Linked DNA regions of Homo sapiens: region 2 is linked to region 1. Evidence: chromatin loops called from intact Hi-C (ENCODE). Cell type or tissue: A673. All regions are shown on one strand.

Region 1 (8,000 bases):
ATAGTAAGTTTCGAAATCAGGTTGTGGCATCCTCTGACTTTGCTCTTCTTCAATATTATCTTGGCTATTCTGAATCTTTTCCAACTTCCGTTTAACTCAATAACACAAGTGAGGATATTTAGGAGTCTTTATTTTCTCAGTTCTCCACCGCATTTTGTCATAAACTCAGGCCAGTAGCATCTATACACATGAGTGATTTTCTAATTTTTCTCCACTTTTATTATTTTCTTCCATGTTTTGAAACACTTTATGCAGAAAACTGATGTAGTTTTACACATCACACTCTCTTGACCTCTGTCTTCTTCCTCTGGTACCCTAGTTTTGTAGAGGAAACTTCCCCTTTTATCCTATCCACTGATGGCACTTGTTCCTTCTTTGTGTCAACAGAGAAAGCAGAGATCAATGAGGTACCCAGCTTGGCCTCAACAGGACCCAAAAAGGAACATACACCTCTAGCCAACAATAGATTTACTGCTCAAGAGTAAATGACTTTAAAAGATTCTCATTTTAAAAATTCATTGACACCCTTATTCAATTTCATTTATTTTTTGAGACAAGAGCTCACTATTTTGTCAAGGCTGGTCTTAAACTACTGGGCTCAAGCTATCCTCCTGCTTCATTCTCCCAAGTAGCTCTGATTACAGGTGTGCACCACCCTACCCAGCAGATTAATTTCTTCAACAAACATTTATTGAGCACCAATTCTGGCCCAGATACCATGTTAAGTCACAGAGATATACAGTGAATAACACAAAGCCTCAGTCCTTGTCTTTATAAGGCGAGGATTTATATTTTGGCAGAGAAGACAGCTTTAGGGTAGTAATGACAATAGGGTAATCGGTGTCATGAGAAGACTGTTATAGGCAGGGTCCTTTTAGTAGACCCAATTTCAAAGAGTGAGGGTTCTCTTCCTAAGATAGGGACTTGGTCAGATTTGCATTCTAGAAAAGTCATTTGGGCTTCCAGATGCTCATATTTATAACGGGAAAGGTACATTATAAACTACATGAAATAAATCACAGAGGAGCATTTTACATGCTAGTAATCAGTTTGGCAGAACTAGAACATTTTGAAGGTGGGGATAAAATACCTATTCATGGTTTATTTTGGTTATGTGTAGACAGCATCTCTGACAATTTAGGTGTCACAGTGACAGGCACCATTAGGTGCTTAACTGGGTGATGGAATTGTCCAGTAATTTGGACATGAGTCATAGTCATCCACAATAACCATGACGTGACCATGCCAAGAAATCCCCAGCACGGTCTTGGAGAATCTTTGACCATCATTGTTAAAAAGTCTCTTTGTTAAGAGGTAATAAGACTGTTGGGGGGCTGGGCGCGGTGGCTCACACCTGTAATCCCAGCACTTTGGGAGGCTGAGGCGGGCAGATCATGAGGTCAGGAGATTGAGACGATTCTGGCTAACACGGTGAAACCCATATCTACTAAAAATACAAAAAATTAGCCGGGGTGGTGGTGGGCGCCTGTAGTCCCAGCTACTCAGGAGGCTGAGGCAGGAGAATGGCGTGAACCTGGGAGGTGGGGCTTGCGGTGAGCCGAGATAGCGCCAGTGCACTCCAGCTTGGATGACAGAGCGAGACTCTGTCTCAGAACAAACAAACAAACAAACAAACAAACAAAACAAAACAAAAAAGCAAACTGTTGGGTGGGAATTTACCAGACTGGGATTTGGCAGGGTTTCCAGGTTTTTTCTCTTAAAAATTTATTTCAGATTCAGGGGTTAAAAGAGTATATTGCCAATTTTGGGGGATTGGGCTTCTAATGTACCCATGACCCATACAGTGAACATTGTACCTGATAGGTAATTTTTCAATCATTGCCCCCTTACCCTTCCACCTTTCTGGAGTCCCCAGTGTCTATTATTTCCATCTTTACATTCACGTGGACCCATTGTTTAGTTCCCATTTATAAGAGAACATGCAGTATTTAGAGACTCCAGGTTCTATATCCGAGCCAGAGATTTGTTTTTGTAAATTCTGCTTTTTGTTAATTAAATGTTTGTATCACCCTTATAGCCTGTGTCTTCCAGATGACAACAAACTAATAGTCTGGATTAGATCCCACTGATAACTGTGTGTTCTTCTGAATCCCACTCCTCCTTCTTCTGGTTCCCCCAAACCCTCTCTGAGATTCACCACTCTTCCTGAACTCCTCGTGCTTTACTCAGTGTAAAATCTGCTCCCATGTCCTGAGCTCACAGAACAATGGTGAAGCCTATGACTTAGCTGACAGGTTCATGAAGGTCTGACCCTCCTGATGTTGCCATGTCTACAACTGCTTCTGGCCAAATGTCCCTGAGTTCCTGGAGCTGCTGCTCCTGCCCATAGGGCTTGAGAATTTGATGTTGTCAGGTATTTCTGGGCTGGTTGTAGAAGCTGGGGTGGCAAGACTCTCACCATCTGTTGGCTGTAATCCCATTCTGTCATTCTAATCAGGGCTGACTTGACCTCCCAGTCTTGTTCAGATGTTGCAGAAGTTCTTTGAACTGTTCCATGGTGCCTTTTCTCTCTGAGATTCAGACTGTGGTGGGGAGAGGAACATGACCTGAGCAGACAGGTGGGCTGCTTGCATAATCACCCCTCATCTCCCAGCCTGAACCACGTCCTTTGGTCATGGACATCCTGACTCTGACTCTGCACTTGAGCATAAATTCTTTCCAGGATGTTTCTTTTTTCCTCATTCAAATAATCTCCATTAGGCTCCCTCACCACTTCTTCATGTGCTCCCATGCCACCCGAATTCCTGCATAATCACAGGGGTCCATCTGGGACCCTGGCCATGCTCGTAATTCCCACTTAGAGATATCAGACTCTGAGCTTCAGCTTCTATCTAAATTGCAACCTCAGTACACACTCTCAATCCCTCTTTGCTGTTTTACTTTTCTCATTAGCATTTACTTCTCTCTTGACATACACTTTACTTATTTATCTTGTTTACTGGCAATATCTCCCTACTAGAATGTAAGTTTCATGAGGGCAGGGGTTTTATATTTTTGTGTTGTCTCAGCAACAACAATTCCGGGAGCATGGTAGATCTTCAATAAATATCAGTTGAATGAATGACAGAATTCATTCTTTAACTGTTTTGATGCTTTTAGTACCTACTATGTTGTAGAATTGCAAAGTGAAGAGCAATGGCCTGAGTGAGATAAGCTGGGTGGAGTTAGTGCACTGAACTTGGCCCATGACAGAGCTCCACTGACAATTCTAATAAGATTGTTCTATAAGCAAGTTAAGGTGGCTTCAGGTTACAGTGTAGAAAAAAATGTTTTATTTCTACATACACATTCTCTTCTTAGCAAGGAGATGAAAAAGCCTGTGTACTACATATATCAGATGGTTAAAAATACAACTTGTGTTGAGCTGGTTTCCCAGAAGATCTAAGCTACAGTTTAGAAAGGGGAAGCCCAGACTGTCTAACTGAATTCAAGGTGTTGATAACAGAGAGCTTATCTGTTTAGTGGTTGCTGATTTGTTAGGATACGATTCAAATCTTGTAAAATTGTTAGGGATGATTGGCCAAGCGTTGTGGCTCACGCCTGTAATCTCAGCACTTTGGGAGGCCAAGACAGGCAGATCACGAGGTCAGGAGATCGAGACCAGCCTGGCCAACATGGTGAAACCCTGTCTCTACTAAAAATACAAAAATTAGCCTGGCATGGTGGCGGGTGCCTGTAATCCCAGCTACTCGGGAGGCTGAGGCAGGAGAATTGCTTGAACCCGGGACGCAGAGGTTGTAGTGAGCCGAGATCCCACCACTGCATTCCAGTCTGGGTGACATAGCAAGACCCTGTCTCAAAAAAAAAAAAAAAAAAAAAAAGAATTGTTAGGGATGATCAAGAATCTTCTGACATCTCCAAAATGAAGTTTCCTAATATTAAATAAGGTAACGAGTTTTGCCCATTATTCATTGAAATTTTATTCAGCTTTTACATTAAAGTTATAATCCTTTTGTCAACCAGTGTGTATTGAGCTCCTCCTTGTGGATGAGACAGTAACACGGGATGAATAAAAGATATAATCTGTCCTTGTGGAAGCCCAGGATGACAACAGAAACAAGAGCTAACATTTATTGCAGTATTATAACTTCATGCCAGGCACCGTTGTACATATCTCACTAATTTGGTCCCATAACTCTACGTGGCATGTCTTATTGCTATTTTCAGTCCAAGATGAGAAGACAGAGAATTGGACAATGTCAGTGGTTTGCCTAGATCAGTGTTAGTTGCAGAGCCAAGATTTGAGCCTAGGAAGCCCCAGCTTCAGAGTCAATGTCCTGTCCTCCATGCTATTGCTGTAGTAACACCCAGTACATTTGTGGGTGGGGTTAAATTTGCAGTTTAGAGAACTGAGTTCTAATTCTGATTCTCTATAGCTTCTCCTTCAGTCCCACAACTAAGCCTTTGAGATGAACGACACTAGTTTAGATGGAGCACTGCACTGCTCACTGCAGAAATCAGCTCCTCCCTGTGGCTAAGCTTTTTCCTGGCTCAGGTCCTAGAACCTTTGACTTTTACAAACTTTCTCACCCACCATACAGATGCATCCTCTCTGTTTCAGCTTTTGTGTGTGATAGTACTCCTCTAGCCTTTGTGCTGGGAGGTCATTGTTGACTTAGTGCTTGTCTCTTTCTTTTCTCTCTCTGTCTTTTTTTTTTCTTTTTTTTTTTTGAGATGGAGTCTTGCTGTCACCCAGGCTGGAGTGCAGTGGCATGATCTCAGATCACTGCAATCTTTGCCTCCTGGGTTCAAGGGATTCTCGTACCTCAGCCTCCCGAATAGCTGGGATTATAGGCACTGACCACCATGCCCAGCTAATTTGTGTATTTTTAGTAGAGACGGGGTTTCTCCATGTTGGCCAGGCTGGTCTTGAGCCCATGACCTCAAGCGATCTGCCCACCTTGCCCTTCTAAAGTGCTGGGATTACAGGTGTGAGCCACCGTGCCCGGCCCTGAACTCCTTATTTCACAAGGCTCAAGGTTTCTGCATCCCAGCAGACATCCAGTTGCCCGGGAGATGTCGATTTCTCCTAGTGGCAAGTACCTCCCTCTCTATGTGTGTTTTCTTTCTCTTAAATCCAGCTCCCCCGCCTATGGTATAAGGTATGGGGAATTTATCCCCCTCTCCTTCATGTGGAGAGAAGCAGCATCCCTTTCCCCTTTTCCTCCCAAGAAACCCCCATTCTCTAACCTCCAGGGGAAAATCCTCAGCATCCTCTCCAGTATCTTGGATGTGAGCCTTGAGGTCAGGGTCATCAGACCAGGCCCATGGTGTCTTGGCCTATCTTGAGTGGATGCCCTGGTAGCCCTCTTTACAGCATGATGCATGCTTATTATCTGCTAATATCTGCCTTGGACCAGCAGACAAACTCAGAAATGAGACAAGTCCCATTTAACATTATTACATCTATATTTTATTATAGGATGAAGTTGGAATTGGAGTTTTCTGGGGTAGATCTGGGGAGGACTTAGTCTACAAGCAAGTCAGGAATGGGATAGGGTTTAAATAGTCTCTGAGAAGGTGGGGAGCCTGTAATGTACCCTGAAACCTGTTTGCTTAGCTATACCATGCCAAGTGGGATAGCTCCCTTTGAAGATTTTTATTTCCACATTATGTAGACAGCTCCAGGGGAAAGGGCCCCAGGAGAGAGGACAGGCAAGAACACCATTGGCCGTGGCTTGGGCCGATGAGAACAACAGCTACACCTTAGCTCCAGGGACAGGCTTCCTCAAAGAAATTACAACCATTTTGGCCCTTTTATGCAGGTGGCTGCAGAGGTCGATGCCTTGGAAATAAGTTCCCCAGCAGCAGGGTAGAAAAGACACAGTGAGATACATCATACTTAAGATTCAACTGGGAGCATACCAGGGATGCTCTATAATGTAATCGAGGGAAGGTTGAATGAAACAAAGTGATTTATCATCTATAACTTCAAACCTATTGGTGTTTTGACATCAACTCTGTTAACATTATGTTATCATTTCATAGAGTCTTTGATATACAAATAAAATTTTATTTGTATTTAAAATAAAAGAAAAGGTACAGTGAGGAAGTAACAGCAATTGCCAAAGACATGTGCCTATTGCTCAGTAGGAGATCATAGCTGTATAACTTACAGTTGTCACTTAAGTTTTTGGCCAAATAAAGCAAGGAAAACATAGGTTCTCAAATATCCTAAGGGCTACATCAGAGAATCATAAAAAATACCAATTATTAATAATAATAGTTGATATTTATTGAGGTTTTACTCTGTGCTTGCCTTGTGTTAAGTGTTTTATAGTTATTTGTCATTTGTTCTGCAACAGCAACCAACAGGGTAGGTGATACAATCAACCATATTTTAAAGTTTAGACAATGCAGGCTCAGAGAGATTAAGCAATTTACCTGAGGACACACAGTAAGTCAAAGAACCAGAATCTAAACTCAAGTTTCGTTTCAGTGACTATTGCTGCAATTCAAACTACCCCAAACCTTAGTGGTTTAAGAGAGCAGCAGTCATTTCATTATCTCTCTCTTTTTTTTTTTTTGTGAAGGGCTTGATTGGTTGTTCTGGCTAGGGATATTTTATATATAAAATATGTACATATGAAATATATATGAAATATATATAATATATATAAAATATATATAATATATAAAATAATATATATAAAATAAATATGTATTTCACATATGAAATATATGTATGAAATATATATTTCATACATATATTTCACATATACATTTCATATATATTTCATATATATTTCATATATATATGAAATCATGCAGCAGCTCCAATTATACAACATTCTATGGGTTATAAATAAATCCCAAACCTGCTCAGATTGAAGGGGATGTTAATTAGACTCTAACTCTTAAGGGCAAGTGGCAGAATTCTAGAAAACTGTGTAGGATAGGAAATTTTGTTGTGAATGTCTTTGAAAAATACATCTACTACAGATCTTTTGAGTCCAAAGCCTAGGTACATAACCGCCAGGCTGTATCATTTTCCTGAAGGGGCATCAGGAGCCACACACTGATTTTTCTAGCTTTGATGTATCATAGTATTTTTTAATGAAGTTAAAGTAATTGGTTAACTGTATATCCAAAAGTTGTTCTTTCTTAGCCCTTTAAAATATTTTATGTAATATTTACAAGTCAGAATTCTTTGCAAATTCATGTTTCTTACTGTTGAGTTTAAACGATATAGTCAAGGTAAGTATAGGAATTTAGATGAAAAAGAAGTTTTTGTCAGGAAAGGCTTTGTAGAGGGGTTAGGACTTTAGCTAGTTTTGATGCATGAGGAGGATTAGGAGGTCAAACATAGCAGGACATCATTAGGACAGGGGATGATGGTGTTGAGGGCGTCAGACCCCAAATGGAGGATCTTAGGGAAGGAGAAAAAGGGCTCAGAGAGATATGGGCTTATCATACTTATGGCCATGACAATTCTTTGAGATCATTTGGTCTAAGCATCTTTGTTTAGACATAAATCATCTAAAACCCAACAAATTTGAAAGATTTGTCCAAGATCACATAGGAAGTTAATAAATATAATGGTGAAGAAACTCCAGAATTCTTTTTCTCTCTGTCTCTTTCTCCTTCCTTCCTTCCTTCCTTTTTTCTTCCTTCCTTTCTCTCTCCTTCCTTCCTCCTTCCTCCTTCCTTCCTTCCTTCCTTCCTTCCTTCCTTCCTTCCTTCCTTCCTTCCTTCCTTCCTTCCTTCCTTCCTTCCTTTCTTTCTTTCTTTCTTTCTTTCTTTCTTTCTTTCTTTCTTTCTTTCTTTCTTTCTTTCTTTCTTTCTTTCTTTCTTTCTTTCTTTCTTGCTGGAGTTTCGCTCTCATTGCCCAGGCTGGAGTGCAATGGCACGATCTTGGCTCACTGCAACATCTACCTCCCTGGTTCAAGCGATTCTCCAGCCTCAGCCTCCCAAGTAGCTGGGGTTACTGACACCCGCCACCACACCTGGCTAATTTTTTTGTATTTTTAGTAGAGGTG
Region 2 (8,000 bases), 150 kb before region 1:
GGTTTCCACTCGAGAGATGCTGACTCAGTTGGTCTGGGGTGGGGCTTGGGCATAGATTTTTTTTAAAGTTCCAAGGAGATTTTAAGGTGCACGCAAGGTGGAAAACCACTGCTGAAGCAGATGTGGAGAACTATAAATTAAGGATCCCAGCTACTTAATTGACTTATGCTTCCTAGTTCGTTGCCCAGCCACCACCGTCTCTCCAAAAACCCGAGGTAAGTTCTTATTTTGGCTCCAATTTAAGACCTCTGTATTTTGAGAACAATGATGTTTGTTGTTTGAAAGAATTACTTTTATTTTGCATAGACTTTCTGGAGGTAGTTTTATTTAATTCAGTTCCAACATGGCCATGACAATGTATCTTCTTTGACAGTAAATTAATCCATTTTATTTCTGAGTTAACCTGTAAAGGATCTCTGCAAGGAAACCTGAGGTTGAAATGAAAGCTTTGATATCAGATGTGGGATGCCTTAGCGGGGATGAGCCCTTGAGGGCAAAAGGCCCCAAAGTATGTGGGCTTTAAAAAACTTTATTTTTCATTAATCTTATTCTTGTTTTAGGATTCCTCCTAAAGCCTTTACTTACTAGTTTTAAAGTAGTTGGTAATGAAGCAAACATAAAAACAGTTCTACCTATTTATTTTTGGCAAATATTAATTGCTCTTTAAAAACTATTTTTGTGAAATGACAAAAGTAATGCAAGCTCATGTACAAGCCTAAAACAATACAGAAAAGTATAAAAAAGAAAACCCTTTCATCTCCACCTAATAATTCATGACCAGAGATATGTGGTTTCTGCTTCAGAAAAATTCAGCCCAGAGTCAAGTTTGTATGCAGTTAGGGAAAGGGGTTTAAGAGATTTAATCAATCCTGTCACTCTCTGGGCTGAATTTTGAATCAATTGAGAAATAGTATCAGATAAGGATTCAAGTCTCGGCTTAATTATTGCTAAGGTTGGATCTGAGAGCACTGTTTGAACTTGAGGCCCGTGGAGATTCTTGTGCCTACCCCCCTGCCTTATCATGGGCCCCACATCTGGACAAACTGGTGTCGCCTGGACAAGGGCTGGGTCTACCTGGGGAAGCTTCCATGAAGAGGAGGCTGTGGAGAGGCAGAGACAGGCAGGGTCAGACAGAGAGCAAGAGAATAAAGCCATTAAAACATTAACCCTGCTCCGCGGGGAAATAAGAACTGAGCACCACCGGATGACGGAAGACTCCAGTAGATTGATGGATGTCTCCCAGCAAGAGAAGGCCAAGAGAGGACGTGAGAAGCAGGCAGCAGCGACCTTTCACCAAAAGGGTGGAAATCCCTGTATTCCGGATCGATGCAAGAAGAGGAATAGAAGCAGAAAGGATTCCCCTGACACAGAGTAATTCAAATGTTCAGTTTTGATTGTTGTTCTTGCTATTCTAGGTCTCGCTAAAATCATCATGGATTCACTTGGCGCCGTCAGCACTCGACTTGGGTTTGATCTTTTCAAAGAGCTGAAGAAAACAAATGATGGCAACATCTTCTTTTCCCCTGTGGGCATCTTGACTGCAATTGGCATGGTCCTCCTGGGGACCCGAGGAGCCACCGCTTCCCAGTTGGAGGAGGTTGGGCGCAGTCAGGGGGCTTCCTTGTTTCCTATGCACAAATTCATTTGGCGGGGGGGTTGTCAGCCCTCTTGCATTATCTTAAAAATACGCTCTTCTTGACCTGTGGACCAGGAAACAGAGACTTTCAAGACAAGGAGCAATTTCAGGTCTATCAGGAAAGCCCTCTTCCTTTTCCAAATACCATCTCGCCACCTGCTCCCAGATGCTTGAAATTTTTTTGAGTAGAGACTGGTTGCGTAACCTTGTCCAAGTACTTATGGAAAAAGTGACATAATCCCCACAAGGGTAAAAATGACACATCCAAGATGAACACAGGAACACATAAGCCAATACGAGTTCCTTAGAAAAAAATTAGAGGTATTTTTAGTAAAGAAGGGGATTCACCATGTTGGCCAGGCTAGTCTTGAACTCCTGACCTCAGGTGATCCACACGCCTTGGCCTCCCAAAGTGCTGGGATTACAGGCATGAGCTTAGCTGGGTGTGGTGGCAGGTGCTTATAATCCCAGCTACTCGGAAGGCTGAGGCAGAAGAATCGCTTGAATCCAGGAACAGAGGTTTCAGTGAGCCAAGATCATGCCACTTCACTCCAACCTGGCCAAAAGAGCAAAACTCCATCACACACACACACACACACACACACACACACACACACACGAAAAATCAGAGGTAAACGCAGACCTTTTTCTGATTTTGCAAGGAGATAATGTCACCTCATATACCACCGAGGTTTCTTTCAGAAGCGTCCACTCTCCCCTGACTGATTCTGTGTGAGGTTTTCTCTTCTCTGAGCACCACAGTAATATTTTCTATCTCTTCCAGGTGTTTCACTCTGAAAAAGAGACGAAGAGCTCAAGAATAAAGGCTGAAGAAAAAGAGGTGGTAAGAATAAAGGCTGAAGGAAAAGAGGTGGGGAGATGTGTTTTACAAACTTCAGTAGAGTTGCATTTTAGGTGTGGGGTCTCTGGGGAAAAGGACTGAGAAAGGCATGAAAGCAATATTGTTGCTTTACTATTAAGCAATAATAATCACCATAGACAAATATTGTTGTAAGGATTATACAATAATAATAACCCCTTAATATTGAGAAGAGACCTTAGGTGTAATGGACAATACCGCTATGATAGAACTGGTAAAGGCTAATAGACAGAAAAGTTCCCATAGCAGAGTGGATGGGTTTTGGAGTTAAACAGACTTAGGTCCAAGTCCTGGCTCAGTCACTTAAGAGCGATGCTACTTTGGGCAAGTTATTTATCTTCTTTCAGCCTCTGTAAAGTCCGCAGTAGGGGCATCTGGCAACTGAGCCAGTGGTGGTGGTGGTAGTAGCAGTAGGTGATATTATTGCTAAACTCCACTCATATTTTTAACCCCGTGCTGATGTTGTATTTAAAAAATTATTACAGGCCCAATGACTTCCTGAGGTCTTTTCCAGCTCCAGTGTTCCTGTATTCGCCATCCAAAGGAGAGTCTACTCAAATATGGGAAAGGAATAAGCCCATTAGGTCGGGGCTAGGATCAGACGTTAGCACTCTCAGGAAGGGCACAGCTGCTCTGACAGTAGTCATAGTGCAATTCCAGACCCTCATAAAACCATGGCTCAGATCACCCAGCAATAGGAGCTGCTCATTTCACAACCCCAAAAGGCTAGGTCGTGTGGGTGGCTCAGTTGCTCCTGTGGAGGGTCAGGCTTCCTTTCAGGGTTTGCGCAACCAAGTTGGGTCATATGGCCACTGCAATGTTCCCTCAACTGAGAAGTGCAGTTGTCTTCAGAGCACATTCTTTCTCAGCCATGATAGCCCATGTAGAACCTTTGTGCAAATTAGAAAACAGCTCATTCTTTTGGATAGCTGCCCTACTCCTATGTGAAGGGCTAGATGACTGGGGTGGAAACTGAATTTCAGCTTTGTGTAAGGCAAAGCTTACACATACATGCTGTCTAGCAGTTTTGCCCATTCCCCAGAATTTTCCTGGGAGCCACAGGGGTATGAAGAGAATAGAATTACTGACTGAAAGGATATTAGCACTGGAATACATCTTAGAGGTCATCTACTCCAATCTCCTCATTTAATAGTTTGCCCAGAGACTGGCTTGGCATGTACCCGTTTGATTATTATGTAAATTCAGAGTATTTTGAATCTTGCTTTTAAAAAATGCTGATAAAATCTCAAGACATATGTACAAAAGGTATAAGGAAAAATGCAATAAACACACTTTAACCCCTCCTTTAAGTGTACAAAATAAACTATTACCAAATCAGCTGATGCCCCTTAGGCTGATGTATAACACCTTCCTTGAGCACGCCCCCATCCTCTCCTCAGAGAGGAAGTCCCACTATTGTGGATTAGGTGTTCATTATTCCCACGTATTTATTATTTCATTACATGCCATATATTTTTGTCATTCTTCTTTGGAACTTGATTATTTTTGGCTTAGCATCATGTTTATAAGATTCATCTATTTTAAGGGGATACTTATAGCTCTATTTGATTCATTTTTATAGCTATTTCCTCATTTATTTTGTTGATGGGGCCGGCCTTCCTTCCTTCCTTCCTTCCCTCCTTCCTTCCTTTTTTCTTTCCTTCCTTCCTTCCTTCCTTCCCTCCTTCCTTCCTTTTTTCTTTCCTTCCTTCCTTCCTTCTACAAACAATGCAAAAATGGCCTTTTTAATGCCAGCCTCCTAATTTGCCTGGGTGAGAGTTTATCCAGTCCCAAGCTATCCAGTATAGTAGCTACTCAAGTGGCTATTGAACACTTGCAATACATCTAGTTTGAATCCAGATGTGCTATAGGTATAAAATGCATATTATATTTTAAGAACTTAGTATGAGAAAGGAATACAAAATATTAATTTTCATGTATTATTTTTGCTGAAATATGTATCTTATATATTAATATGTAATTAATATTTATTGTATTTATATGTTGAAATAATGACATTCTAGATATGTCGTTAAGGTAACATAGAATATGAAAACTTCAATCAGAAAACTGATGGGTCCTACATAAAATATTCAGAAAATTTTTTTTTTCCCCTGGAGACAAGGATAAATCTCACTTCAGCCCAATGTGTAGTGACTCATACCATTAGGAGTCACTCTTCTTATTCACTATCTGGAAAAATTTCCAAACTTCAATAGATAAGAATCGTCCGGAGAAATCACTTACTTTCCTTAGATGCTTAGAATCTTGTGGGGAGCTAAAAACAAGCTTATTGAACATTTAGTGAGCACTTTTATTTGAGACCAAAAAAGCCCACAACTTGAGTTATAAATGCAAGATCTGTGGTGTTGGGCTGGCAGAGAAGGCTTCTCTCTGGAGCTGAGATTGGTCATAACTGACATTATCATATGACTTGGGTAAAGGCTACCTGATATCCAGGGGCCACATCAAACACAGGGATCACCCTTGAGGCTGACAAACGGAGGGAGAGACCCAGCAGCCGCATCCTCTTAGGGGAGAATCTGGGCTTGCTTTTGCCAAGATAACCTGTTGAGATTTTGTTTTAATTTTCAAGATTGAGAACACAGAAGCAGTACATCAACAATTCCAAAAGTTTTTGACTGAAATAAGCAAACTCACTAATGATTATGAACTGAACATAACCAACAGGCTGTTTGGAGAAAAAACATACCTCTTCCTTCAAGTAAGTTTGCCATGCCTACCATATCTGTGAGTGGTATTCTGGAATGGCCAAATGGCCCTGGTAGGACTATGGGTCCTGAAGTCGTGCTGCCTGGCTCTGGCCACATCCCTGTGGTGCTTTTCCATCCTGATCTACAGATATTCAGAACTGCAGGGAGTTCCTTTTTAGTCCTGGCAATCTGAACCTGATTTTTGCCTCATCCCCAGAATAGCTGCATAAAAATGTGCAGCAGGAACTCAATGTGAGATGCCCAGGGCCTTAAAATTTCTCTTACTGTATTAGTCATCCTAATGTATACATAAATTTATTTAGAGATGTTGGCAATTGATAAATTGAGTTTTTAACCTCTTTTTATTCCTTCCTTGTTTCTCCTAAAGAAATACTTAGATTATGTTGAAAAATATTATCATGCATCTCTGGAACCTGTTGATTTTGTAAATGCAGCCGATGAAAGTCGAAAGAAGATTAATTCCTGGGTTGAAAGCAAAACAAATGGTAGAGTATGGGTGGGTCATTCATTGCAAAAAAACAAAAACAAAGAAACAAACAAACAAAAAACACTTCTTGACAACCTGCTGTGAATGAAGCCCTGGACTTGTCACTGCGTGGGGTGCCATGCAGTGCACAAGCTTTGGGAAGGGACTTGAGATAGGTTTTGCAGGGTTGGAAGGGCAAGCCCAGGCCTAGGAGGTAGGGAAGGCACTGCAGATGGTGGAGCAATTTCAGCAAATGTGGAGCGGCCAAGGGGAGCCAGTGAGGGGACTGCATGAAGCCAAATGCACGGAAACGCTTGCTGGAGAACTGTTTACACATAGCCATGGATCACAATATCTTGGGGGTCCTGAAAATAGGATGATGCCTGTCTTGGGTTTACATTCTTTCCTTTATATCAGAGCCTTTCTTCCTGAGTTTTTCTCTGTCTGTGTTAAATGAGAAACACGCAGCTCTCCCATCAAGACTTGTCGTTCCCATCCACAGCTGGGGCCACCTAGTCTTCATCTTCACTTAAGCATAGTGCAGGGGTAACGACAACCTACAGCTCTCCCCACAGCAGAGGATTTGACAAGTTTCTTATCCCATTATTCCTTTCTCATCCCCTGGTATGGGAAATCCACAGAGAAATGTTAATGTGGAAATTCACCTTGGGGAGCAATAGCTGATACTTTAGTGTTAGAGTTTCAGATTCCATTTTTATACCAATTATCAGAGAGAACTTTGTTATTCAGAATGTGTTTTTTTTTTCCCCTCATGCTTGGTCTGAAGAAAGGAAATAAAAGAAACAGAAAAAATAGGATCTTTCAAAAAGTTGAACAGTATTTTTTAGAATTTATTGTGGGATGGGGTGAACTCAGAGACAAAAATATCAACTCCTTCTCCAATATAATAAGTAATCCCTTAATCTCAGGTGGTAACTATATTGAATGGTAAGCATAATAGCTAACACAGAGTGCTTATTATGTGTGAGATGGTATTCTAATAGCTTTACATGTGTTAAATCATTTGTTCCTTTCAACAACCCTATGAGGCAGATTTTATTCCTATTTTACAGATGTGGAAACTGAGGCACAGAGAGTTTAAATAACTTGCCCAAGATTCCTCAGCTGATAAGAGGCAAACTGGATGCTAACAGAGGCATCTGACCCCAGAGTCTGGACTCTTAACCATGAACCTTAATTTATCCACTGGGATAAATAGGCGATGGGCAAAATGAGAACCTCCCCGTCGATTCTGCCAGCAAACCCTTTGTCAGCAAGGCCCTCAGGTGCTGACCTGGCTGGGTTTTTAATGATCAGTCAAGTCCATCTGCATCATATTTGTCATACATATTATTTGTCATTTGGAAGATGGGTCAACCTTTTTCTGTTTCTTCATTTGCAGAAAAAATCAAGGACTTGTTCCCAGATGGCTCTATTAGTAGCTCTACCAAGCTGGTGCTGGTGAACATGGTTTATTTTAAAGGGCAATGGGACAGGGAGTTTAAGAAAGAAAATACTAAGGAAGAGAAATTTTGGATGAATAAGGTATGGCCCTTAGTTTATTTTCGTGATGTGCTTACACATGGAATGTAAAGTCTAAAGTCATGGCTGGGCGTGGTGGCTGACACCTGTAATCCCAGCACTTTGGGAGGCCAAGGTGGGTGGATCATGAGATCAAGGGATCGAGACTATCCTTGCCAACATGGTGAAACCCCGTATCTACTAAAAACATAAAAATTAGCTGGGTGTGGTGGTGCACGCCGGTAGTCCCAGCTACTTGGGAGGCTGAGGCAGGACAATTGCTTGAACCCGGGAGGCAGAGGTTGCAGTGAGCCAAGATCATGCCACTGCACTCCAGCCTGGTGACAGAGTGAGACTCCATCCCCCACCCCCCCAAAAAAATCTAAAGTCATATTTGAGCAAATGCATACTGGTAGATAGTGGATGCTCATTCTGAGACTCTGATATTGGGTTTTATTTTAGATTGAGCTAATTATTTTGATGAACTAACTTGGTTGCCTTAATGCCTTTGGTCTTATGTCCTTTGATATTGTGTGCTCTGTTAATTTGTTGCAGAGCACAAGTAAATCTGTACAGATGATGACACAGAGCCATTCCTTTAGCTTCACTTTCCTGGAGGACTTGCAGGCCAAAATTCTAGGGATTCCATATAAAAACAACGACCTAAGCATGTTTGTGCTTCTGCCCAACGACATCGATGGCCTGGAGAAGGTAAACGCTTACACCTCCTTATTCTTTCTTTCATTTCCTAAGGCTTTTTGT

What was found. Peaks named below come from ENCODE experiments on the same cell type or tissue, not always from the same donor. Only the 100,000 strongest peaks of a DNase experiment are listed, where the experiment ranks them.
Region 2: it touches region 1 in a loop (3-fold over the local background); 3 of 110 quality-filtered maps call a loop at or near these places.

What each region holds. Positions count from the first base shown.
Region 1 is chr18:63,737,950-63,745,949 of GRCh38, forward strand. No RefSeq gene overlaps it. Among named protein-coding and RNA genes, the nearest start is that of SERPINB7, 33 kb to the right of the region's middle. In A673, a CTCF peak has its summit at 4,015 (motif pointing left); a DNase peak (open chromatin) is centred at 4,022; H3K27ac peaks cover 742 bases.
Region 2 is chr18:63,587,236-63,595,235 of GRCh38, forward strand. It overlaps SERPINB13 (serpin family B member 13), which reads left to right and starts at 108. Exons shown (of 8, transcript NM_012397.4): 1 at 108-215; 2 at 1,416-1,597; 3 at 2,421-2,480; 4 at 5,113-5,241; 5 at 5,619-5,736; 6 at 7,120-7,262; 7 at 7,794-7,949. The coding sequence starts at 1,433. RefSeq lists an enhancer at 1,394-2,593. In A673, no CTCF peak of the experiment used is centred here; DNase peaks (open chromatin) are centred at 3,536, 3,946, 4,266 and 4,676; H3K27ac peaks cover 4,841 bases.